Regions from separate parts of the Homo sapiens genome. Here region 2 is linked to region 1. The links are chromatin contacts, found by Hi-C or POLR2A ChIA-PET in ENCODE. All regions are on one chromosome and are shown on one strand. The core of a region is the stretch at or near the end of the contact, and the rest is flanking DNA. Distances in the headings are between cores, read along the strand shown.

Region 1 (5,008 bases), core at 1,802-4,301:
CAAAGCCTAAAGATAAAGTCCCCTTTTATTTTCCTTGAATTGGTCTGATGGGTTTCTGGTCCTTGCAGCCAGCAAACTTCAGATAGTTCTTTGCCTCTGGACCCTGGCACAAAAAGTTCACAGGTGTAGCCCATTCCAATAAAACAGAGGTCAGGTGGTAACTATTGCATTAACTATACTAGCAGTTTCCTTACTGCTTGAGAAAGCTCATTAGAATGTGAGTGCAAATGACATTATTATAGGGATTACCTGAAATCTGCTTAATTTTTTTTAAAGGAAAGTAATATGCCTCTGTGTGTAAATATCATTTGTGACATACCCCCCAACACTGGTATTAAATGGCTGTTTCTTCTGCCTGGAATCTCTGTCTCAACAACTCTTTAGATGTGGCCCCAAAGTCACCTTTTCTGGGAAGCCTACCCACACTCTCCTGTATATTGTTAATTATGCTATTCTCTGTGCTTCCCAAAGCAGTTGGCACATCCATCTTTGTTACATATTTTCTCCCAGAAGTTTTTTGTTTGTTTGTTTTTGAGACAGAGTTTCGCTCTTGTTGCCCAGGCTGGAGTGTAATGCTGCAAACTCGCTCACTGCAACCTGTGCTTCCCGGGTTCAAGTGATTCTCCTGCCTCAGCCTCCCAAGTAGCTGGGATTACAGGTGCGCCTCACTATGCCTGGCTAATTTTTGTATTTTGAGTAGAGATGGGGTTTCACCATGTTGGTCAGGCTGGTCTCGAACTCCTGACCTCAGATGATTCATCCACCTAAGCCTCCCAAAGTGCTGGGATTACAGGCGTGAGCCACTGTGCCCGGCCAGAAGTATTTTTTTTACATGACTGTTTCCTCTGAAATACTGTTCCTCAAAGGTCGGGAGAATACCTCATTTTTCTCAGGATCCCACTGTGCCTGGATCAAAATAGATGCTCAGAAAAGTTTGTTGAATAAATGAAGTTGTATTGGAGCAGTATAACCTATATACATTCTCATTCATCCCAGAAATACTTATTGAGTACCTGAACATGTCGACCCATGTTCTAGATGTTGAAGATGGGAAAAACAAAGTTCCCACCTTCAGAGATATTATAGATGATATTCAGGTTAGAAGGGCTAGGCAGAAAAGTAAAGCAGGCTTAGAGGATAGTGATTGGAGTTGGGACTTGATACTTTAGTAGAGTGGTCTGGGAAAGTCTGGGGAGGTGACTTTTGAGTAGAAACTTGGAAAGCACACGCCTTTCTGATATCTGGAGGAAGCAACACCAAGTACAGAGGTTCTGAAGTAGAAGTGAGCCTCCATATTCCAGGAGCAAGAAGGAGGCTAGTGTGCCTGGCATGCAATGAGGAGGCCGAGTGGAAGGAGGTGCAGTTAGAGAGGTGGAGAGTATAAGTGGACGAAGGGCAGACACATAGGATCTTGGAAGCCTTTGGGAAAAAAACCACATTTTGGAAATGAAAAAAATAGGTGGGCATGGTGGCGTGCACCTGTAGTCCTAGCTACCTGGGAGGCTGAGGTGGGAGGATTGCTTGAGTTTGGGAGGTTGAGGCTGCAGTGAGCTGTGATGGGGCCACTGCACTCTAACCTGGGAGACAGAGTGAGACTGTGTCCCACTCTCCACCCCACTGCCCCCATATTTTTTTTTTTTTGGCTTTTACTCTGAGATGGGAAACCTTCTGGGGGCTTTTGAGCTTAGGTTTCAACAGGATCCCTCTGGCTTCTGTGTTGAGAGAAGGCACCATGAGAGCACAGTGGAATCGTGGAGAACAGGCAGGAGGCTACTACAATATTCCAGGAAAGAGGAAAAGGGGTATTTTAAAGGTAGAGCTGACAGGCTTTTCTAATGGGTTGCATGTGGGATATGATAGGGAGAGTGGAGTCCAGGATGACTCCAATGGTTTGTCTGGAGTCATCAGAAGAATGGAGTTGACATGAACTGAGGTAGGGAAGGTTGTGAAAGGAGCAAGCTAAGGTGCCACGTATGGGTGTTTGACTATCGACTTGTTTACTTGGACACATCGCTCACACTTGTGTATATGCTCCCTGGTTTTCAGGATCTGAAGGTTCTAAAGTTACTTGAAGTTAAAGGCAGCCTTACTTATTGAACACCAAGCACTGTGCAGAAATCTTTATATGTGGTGTCATTTAACCCTTTTAATATTTCTACTGATTTACTCATGTTTCATTGCCCTTTTACAGTTGAGAGATTAACACGTCCAAAGTCACTCAGACAATTATTAACCTGCTAGATTAATGCAGATCTGGGATTCCCATCCAGGTGTGTCAAGACCGTAGAGCTCCTGCTGTTTACTAATCACTGGATTCTAAAGGTGGGAGCCACTTTCTGAGCATATTTGCTGCAGACTTGGTTCCATAACTAAAAAGGTGCCTGGATCATGTGACGAGAATTCAGGAAAGAACCCAACCCCATCCCAGGCATTACAGGTTATACAACAGCTATGAAGAAAGGACGGTATTAGTGGACTCGAGGAGGCTGACTGATGTTTGAAAGTTCAAGTACTTGAAGACTCAATGTTAAAACAGTGATCAAGAGTTAGTTTTTTTGTTATTATTCTTAAGAAAACAGAAAATATTAAAAATTGCAGTGAACCCTTGGTTGGATAAAAGACCACTCCTAGTCGACGCTTGTTGGGAAACACTGGAATTGGAGGAGTGGGGGCAGACAGGAGCGAGAGCCCCTGCCAGCCTACACACACATCCTTTTGAAAGTGTAACCTGGTGTGACCTTCTTTAAGTGGTCCTCTGGAAAGAGCAGGATATGGAGTACAAAAGCCAGGAACCTCTGGGACCGCAGCATCCGCCCCCAGCGCCTCCTTCCCCGTCTTCTTCAGCCTCCACACGGTGGGGCGGGGAGGAGGGGGGAGGAGGAGTGCTGGCGCATGCGCCGGGGGCAAGGTCCGCTCCCCGCGACGTCAGGGGGCTCGCACCCGCTCGAAAGCCCCGCCCCGCGGCCGCCAGAGGCGACCTGGGCGGACTGGGGGGCCTGGGCCACGCCCCCAGCCGAGTCGAGCAAGGCCGAGGGGAGCCGTGCAAGGCCGAGCAGAGCCGAGCGCCTCCGAGAGCGGCCGAGCCCAGCCGAGCGGCCCGGAGTCGGTTGGTGCAGCTGCGTCCCCGCCGCTCAGCAGTCCGCGGCTCCGGCGTCGCCGCCGCCGCCGCCTCTGCGGGGCCTGCGCCGGCCGCCCGCCCGGCCGCGGGGAGGGAGGCCCGCAGCGCGGGAAGAGCGGCCCGGTCGCGGGCGCCGCCACCGCCGCCGCTGCCAGGTGAGCGCCCGCCACGGCCAGCCGGCCCCGCGTGCCCCCGCGGCTGTCAGTCCCCGGTGTCTGTATCTCTCTCTGCCTGTCAGACCCTGTGTCTGCGCGAGCTCCTTCCCGCCACGCCTGGCCCGCGGCCGGCCCGCAGTCTCAGTCAGCCCCCTCCCGCCGGCTGCCCCTGGTCTTTCTGTCAGCCGCCAGCACCCCCATGCTGAGAGGCTCCGCCCCTTCCCCCCGGAGCCCCGCCCTCCGCCATCTGTCATCACCCCCCGGGCTCCAGGAGCGGGCGTCCAGGGGTCCTAGGGGTCAGGGTAGCCCCGCGTGCCACCATCGTAGAAGGCGCAAAAGGGGGTGGTAGAGGGGAAGCGGGGGCGTTCGCGCAGGCCCGCCTGACCGTGTGAGAGTGCATGCCCGAGTGTGCGTTCCGCGTGTGCACCCGAGAGCCGCCTGCGTCCACGCCCGAGGGCCCTTGCACTCTGCTGGGATGTGGCAGCCCATGCCCCCGGTGTAAAGAGCGTCAGCTCGACCAGTGAAGGCGGCAGAGCCAGGACTCGAACCACTCGGGGTACAGTAGCACCCTGAATCTTGGGACCCTTGTCTGCCCACGCGAAAACACTACACGTGGGCCCCAGGTCCTCGGATTCCCTGAGTGGCGTGTGAGTGGAGTTTGGAGCTTGTTAAGCCTTCCCAGTTTGGGATTTTCATTCAGGGAAGCCTGTTGGAAGTGATTGAGGAGTGGATGGGATGTAGGACTTAGGTGGGGAGTGTTTGAGGGCTTGAGTCATTTTGAGTTGCATGGTTTACATTTCTGAGCAGTGATTGCCCTGGGCTTGTGCCCTGCGAGAAACTTATGTGACTTGGGGTGGGGGAGTGAGGTAGGAAGGAATGCTCCTTTCTGTTTTTATCTATGTGAACACATAGTATATATTTATCCAGATATCCTAAATGTTTATTCATGAGGCGTCCACACGTCCTTAATTTAAAAAAGGATTACAGTAGTTTCCATTTATACACGTTCTTGTGTGTTGTTATCTCAATGCTCTTTATTTGTGGTAACTTAGTATTGCAATATTTCAAAACTAAGAGAAAATGCATCCTAAAACAATTGGTATTTTGCCGGATAATTCTGAACCACGGAGAAGGAGCCAAAAGCGCACTTCATTAGCTGGAACAACTTATTCGAGCTTAATTTGTTTCTAAGAGACATACAGTGGAAAAATCCAGAAGCGCAAAATAGTATCAAAGACACATAGAAAATGAATGAAAAGGGCCCTTCTGTTGCTGCCTTGGAAAGATGGTATCAAAGTTGCTGTAGAGGACAGAGCCACTATGTAATGATCAACATATTAACCAAGTTGGTTTTGTGACCTTGATACATTGAGCGGGGCTTGATTTGTGCAGTGGTTCATGACAGGCAAACATTGCATGGGAAGTGTGGTAATTTTTGGAAAAAAATGTTCCCCATGTTGTTTTGGTTTTTGGTTTTGAGTTTGTTTTTTTTTTTTTCATATTGAAGTAAGATTTCAGACAAGGGAAGTCTCATGGTGGAGTGCTTTTTTCTTTTTAAAGATAACATTAAAAATTACCAAAGTAATTCATGTTTAAGGCAGAAAACTTGAAAAACAAAGAAAAGCATTGCAAACAAAACAAAACAAAAAAAACCCCATAATCCCACAAACCATAGTAAATCACAATTTGGTATTAAGCCTTTTAGCCTTGTTCCCATGTATACGTGTTTTTTCTT
Region 2 (5,019 bases), core at 2,042-4,541, 75 kb before region 1:
AAAGCCTGCATAGGGCAGGAGAGCTGGGCCGAGGAAGGTCCACGCTGCACAGGGCAGGCAAGGACTCAGCACTGCTGGGTGTTTAGACTCTTTCCTGGCTCAGACCAAGAAAACTCTAAACTCTGTAGACACAGCTCCCAACCCCCACCCACTCCCCACTCCAGCTCTGACCCAGGCTTTTCCATTCACAGATCCCAGACTTTCCAGACCGGCAAAGAGCCCGGAGGCACAAGGCACCGTGAGTGCCTTGGGCAGGGGTTGGGGGCGGGGCGGTGGATTGTATGAGGCTGAGGAAAGCCCCAGCCGCAGCCCCTTGGGCCTCCCCAGGTAGAAGACACCCCTACCCTCACCCCAGTCCCTTGTCAAATTTCCCCGTCAAGAAGCAGCACATACGTATATAAGGATACTCCTAGTGTTGGTGTGCATCTGAGAGAGAGGGAAGGAGGGAGGGAGGGAGAGCTGGAGGGCGGTGGGGCAGGGGAGCAGGTGTTCCTCCTGGCTAAGCCCCTGCAGCTACTTCCTTTCTTCTCCCAGACAAGTTGAGGATAATTAGCATCCCATGAGGGAAGAAAGAGGCAGCTCCCATCCCTAGACTGAGCGTGGGAGAATTCAGAGCCCCCACCAACTCCACTCCCAGTGCGCAACCCAGCATCCCCAAAACAGGCCCAAGGACAAGGAGTCCACCACCCCCACCCTGTGGGCCCAACCACTCCCAGCCTCTGTAAGGAACAAGAGTTCAAAGAAATAAAACCTCCATCCAAAGAGGTACTTGCTCTGCACAGTCAACCGGGGGGGCACAATGTTCTTGAAACCCTGACCTTTCTTTGGAGTTACTGGTTGTTTCTTGTGTTCTCTGGCTCCTTTTCAAGCTGGGCTGGTCCATGAGTGTCTCTCAGGGACAAGGTACGACAATCGGAAGCAGACAAAAAAAGATTCTCTGCTTGGCTTTTGAGTTTCGGTGCCTGGCCTGGGCACATGCCAGATAAGAGCAAAGCTTCCCAGCTACCATCCCTCCCGCCTGGAAAAAGGTTTCTGAAGGGAAGAGGAAAGGGGTGGTTGGCAGCGGTCAGTGGGGATGGACTGAAGGAACCAGCCTCTTTGAGGGTGTCTCGTCTGTTTCCAGCACCCAGGAGCCCCCTGGAGCCATGTCTGAACCCAGGCTTCTGGGATCCTCTTCCTCAGTTGCCCCACCAGCCTGCCCCTCCCACACGGCTGTGGCATCTCCAGCAGCAGCCCCTGTGTCTCCTGTGACAGACCAGTGAGGGGGGTGCCACCTGTGCCCTGAGCATCCACTTGAGATAGGGTCTTACCCATTGGACTGCCCTCCCATCTTCACCCTAGGGCACCCTTAAGACCCAGTGGAGGCCAGGTACGGTGGCACACACCTGTGATTCCAACACTTTGGGAGGCCGAGTTGGGTGGATCGCTTGAGATTAGGAGTTCGGGACCAGCCTGGCCAACATGGTGAAACCCCGTCTCCACTAAAAATACAAAAATTAGCCAGGCATGGTGGTGCGTGCCTGTAATCCCAGCTACTCAGGAGGCTGAGGCAGGAGAATCACTTGAACGCGGGAGGCGGAGGTTCCAGTGAGCCAAGATTGCACCACTGCACTCCAGCCTGGGCAATAGAGTGAGACTCAGTCTCAAAGAAAAAAAAAAGACTGGGTTGAGCCCCAGTAGGGGAGATAGCAGTACAGAAAGCCCCTCTCTTGTGCCTCAGTGGGACTAGGAGAAACAGCTTGAGGTCCCCTGCACCCCAAGTAAGGCAAGTGCTGGGTAAACCAACCCTGTGCTCAAACACTGACTTTGTGATATGGACTCAGGAGGCCTTGAGCAAAAGGGCCAGCCAGGCTCAGAGCCTGCTACTCTGAAGTCTGGCAGTGGCACCCACCTCCCTGCAGAAGAGGCAGACCCAGGGTTATCCATGGCAGGGTCACCAGGGCCTGGGGCTGCAGGATGCTAGGAAGTGGCTCAGCTCCTGCCTGGTCTGGGGCATCACTCTGGGCCTCTCCCTCCAGTGTGCCCATGGGGAGTTGAGCTGCCTGAGCCCTGGGACCCCTCCGAGCTCTGCCACCCTGGACATGAGACCTTGAGATGCTGTGTCCCCATCTTTGGGGGTGAAGGGTCCATTGACCAAGTTCACCTTCAGGCTGCAGGGCCGTCTCTGGCTGAAGTTCAGCTGACTGATGCTCCCATTTAATCTTGGGGCTTGGAGCAGGGTTCCTGAGCCCCCCAGGCAGAGTTCCCACCTTCCTGTTAGGCTATTCCCCATGAGCCTTTTTATAAAGAGTTTGGCTGGGAGCCAGAGAGTTTTGGAAAGTGTATGGGCCAAGCCAAGCTGTACAAACCTGTCTTCCTCCCAGAGCTGAAAGAGGCCAGGTTGTTCCCAGACAAATGCAGAGGCGGGGCCGGGGGTTGGGAAGAAGAAAGGGGGCTATTTTAGGAGGACTTGCATACTGCAGAGCCCCCACACAGCAGCAGAGGGTGTGGGGAGGCACAGCCAGAGGCAGCAGAGTTAGGGACCTGGTACCAGGTGTCTCATGTAGACACACACATGAAACATATGCATACACCCCCAAACGCATGTGGGCACAGACACAAGTTACACAGATACGTAGGCTTGCGACTGTGTATAAGCATGTGCTGATGTGTACAGAAATATGCACAGGTACATACTAGGCAGTCGCACCTGCAGCTGCAGGGACATGCACAAACATGCTCATACATACAATCACACACCACCACGTACACACACATGCATAGACACTTAGAGATGTACACAAAGGATGCAGATTGAGCAATGCCAGGCTAAACCCAGGAGGCTGGGAGAGGGCTTGCACTCCCTGACAGCCCAACTCCCTGAAACCCAGCACACACGTGCGTGCACACACACACACACACACACACACACACCCTGGGAGGAAACTGCTTCCTCCATAGGAACTTTTGGATCCAGGGCAACATGCAATCAAGACCTTGTACTAGGAAAGAAAGCGCCTTTGTCTGCTGGGACCAGGGCTGCAGGAGCAGCTGCAGCCTCCTCCAGGATAAGAGCCAGGCCAGTTCCTTGCCCTGGGGAGGAAGGTCAGGCCAGGCCCTAGATGGGGGGTGGAAAGAGGGAGCTGGGGGCTCCAGCAGGCCCTGCCACCAATCCCAGGACACTGTGTCTGGCTGGGGGCACAAAGCCCGGAAAGCCTGTTGTTCTCAGGCCTGGCCTCCCTGACCTCTAACCCTAGTTTGGCCCTGTCTCCAGAACGACTGTGGTTCTGATCCCAGCCCTGGGGCTACACTGACCCAGACTGAGACCTGGCTCGCCTGGGGCTCCATGCCTGCCATGTGCCTGTGACGTCACTTTTTTTAGCGGAGTGAAAAAAAGTCAGGCTCTGGAATTAGAAAGATGTGAAATTGAATCCTGATTTTGTCACTCTCTGAGTGATTTTGAGAATGTACTTGACTTTTTGAGCCCTAAATTCAAACTCCTGTTATACAGAGGCAAATCTTTTTATTTATTTATTTATTTAGAGACAGGGTTTCATTTCTCATTCCATCACCCAGGCTGGAGTGCTTGCCGTAACCAACCTTGAACTCCTGGGCTCAACTGATCCCCTCACCTGAGCCTCCCAAGTAACTAGAACTACAGGTGTGCACCACTCACCTGGCTAATTTTTTTTTAAATGTATCATAGAGATGGGGTCTTGCTGTGTTGCCCAGGTTGGTCTGGAATTCCTGGCCTCAAGCCATCCTCCCCACTTGGCCTCCCAAAGCACTGAGATTATAGGCATGACTCACCACGCCCAGCCCAAATCCTCTTTATTGAGCCCACTGCATACAGCTGCCTTCTCCCTGTGTGCATCTTCTCTTCTGGGCCTGGTGAAGCTGGGTTGGTCCTCTCAGCCCCCAGCACCCCTACCCAGCACCCTCTCCTGCTGCACTGGCCCCAGGGAGGAAAGCAAGACCCAGCCCAGATCTCTAGGGGCTGCCATCTTGGGAGCACCCCTCCTCCCTTGTGCCCTTTTCTCACCCTCTGTGGTCCCAGCCCTGTCCTTGAAGCTGCCCCGTGCCCCTTTGCACTCCTCATCACACTCTGAAGGCCAAAACTTCAGTGAGAACAGCCCTGTTTTTCTAACTCAGGAAAAGGATTTAGCCTTGGAGACCCTGCAGAGGTAACTTAAGCCCCATCCCCAGACACTTCCAGAACTAATTTTAGTCCTTCCATTCAACAGATATTTACCAAAGGCCTACTATGCTATTCTAGATGCTGGAGATTACACGGTGAGCAAATAGGCAAAACTTCCTGCCCTGGGGCTTACATTCAGGCTCCCCATGCCCCATGCTGCGTGGGAGCCTTTAGCCTCACACATTCTCCACATCTGCCCAAGGGCTGCAGTCACTGTGCAAGCGCAGACACACCTCCTCCTTCATGTTGCCACAAAACTTTGGAATGTCACTATCATCACCGTCGCAGCTCTTTCTCCCACTAAGCCGCTCCTGGCTGATGCTAGGAATCTCAAGCGCAGGAATGCGCCTGGTGTGAATGCACTTGAACTATTGAAAGCCATTGAGGCGCGCTCTCTCTCTCTGCCCCGCCACCTCCTGCCCTCATGTAAGATGTGCCTTGCTTCTCCTTGCCTTCCACCATGATTCTAAGGCCTGCTCAGTCATGCAGAACTATGAGTCAATTAAACCTCTTTTGTTTATAAATGTTTTAAAAATGGGCCGGGCGCGGTGGCTCACGCCTGTAATCCCAGCACTTTGGGAGGCTGAGGCGGGCGGATCACGAGGTCAGGAGATTGAGGCCATCCTGGCTAACACGGTAAAACCCCGTTTCTACTAAAAATACAAAAAATTAGCCGGGCGTGGTGGCGGGCGCCTGTAGTCCCAGCTACTCGGGAGGCTGAGGTAGGAGAATGGCGTGAACCCGGGAGGCGGAGCTTGCAGTGAGTCGAGATCGCGCCACTGCACTCCATCCAGCCTGAGCGACAGAGCGAGACTCTGTCTCAAAAATAAAAATAAAAAATA

Evidence for each region. Hi-C counts contacts between places; a loop is a spot of excess contacts on that map. ChIA-PET counts read pairs that join two places held with the same protein, here RNA polymerase II (POLR2A). Pooled maps may share reads with other maps.
Region 2: a map of PC-9 shows a loop between it and region 1 (16-fold over the local background). The contact joins the enhancer-like site here to the promoter of ZHX3 in region 1. A Hi-C loop is called at or near these places in 1 of 168 maps with a recorded cell type or tissue (PC-9) and 2 of 50 pooled maps. POLR2A ChIA-PET finds 5 or more read pairs at or near these places in 2 of 52 experiments (activated T-cell and naive thymus-derived CD4-positive, alpha-beta T cell).

What each region holds. Positions count from the first base shown.
Region 1 is chr20:41,315,774-41,320,781 of GRCh38, reverse strand. It overlaps ZHX3 (zinc fingers and homeoboxes 3), which reads left to right and starts at 3,051. Exons shown (of 4, transcript NM_001384317.1): 1 at 3,051-3,273. RefSeq lists an enhancer at 2,622-2,671 and silencers at 2,782-3,231, 3,242-3,531.
Region 2 is chr20:41,391,268-41,396,286 of GRCh38, reverse strand. No RefSeq gene overlaps it. Among named protein-coding and RNA genes, the nearest start is that of EMILIN3, 27 kb to the right of the region's middle. RefSeq lists an enhancer at 3,949-4,614. Within about 2 kb of position 3,291, at least 13 of the 41 ENCODE cell types and tissues checked have a DNase peak (open chromatin) inside an H3K27ac peak, as active enhancers do; they include PC-9, where a contact is called at or near this core.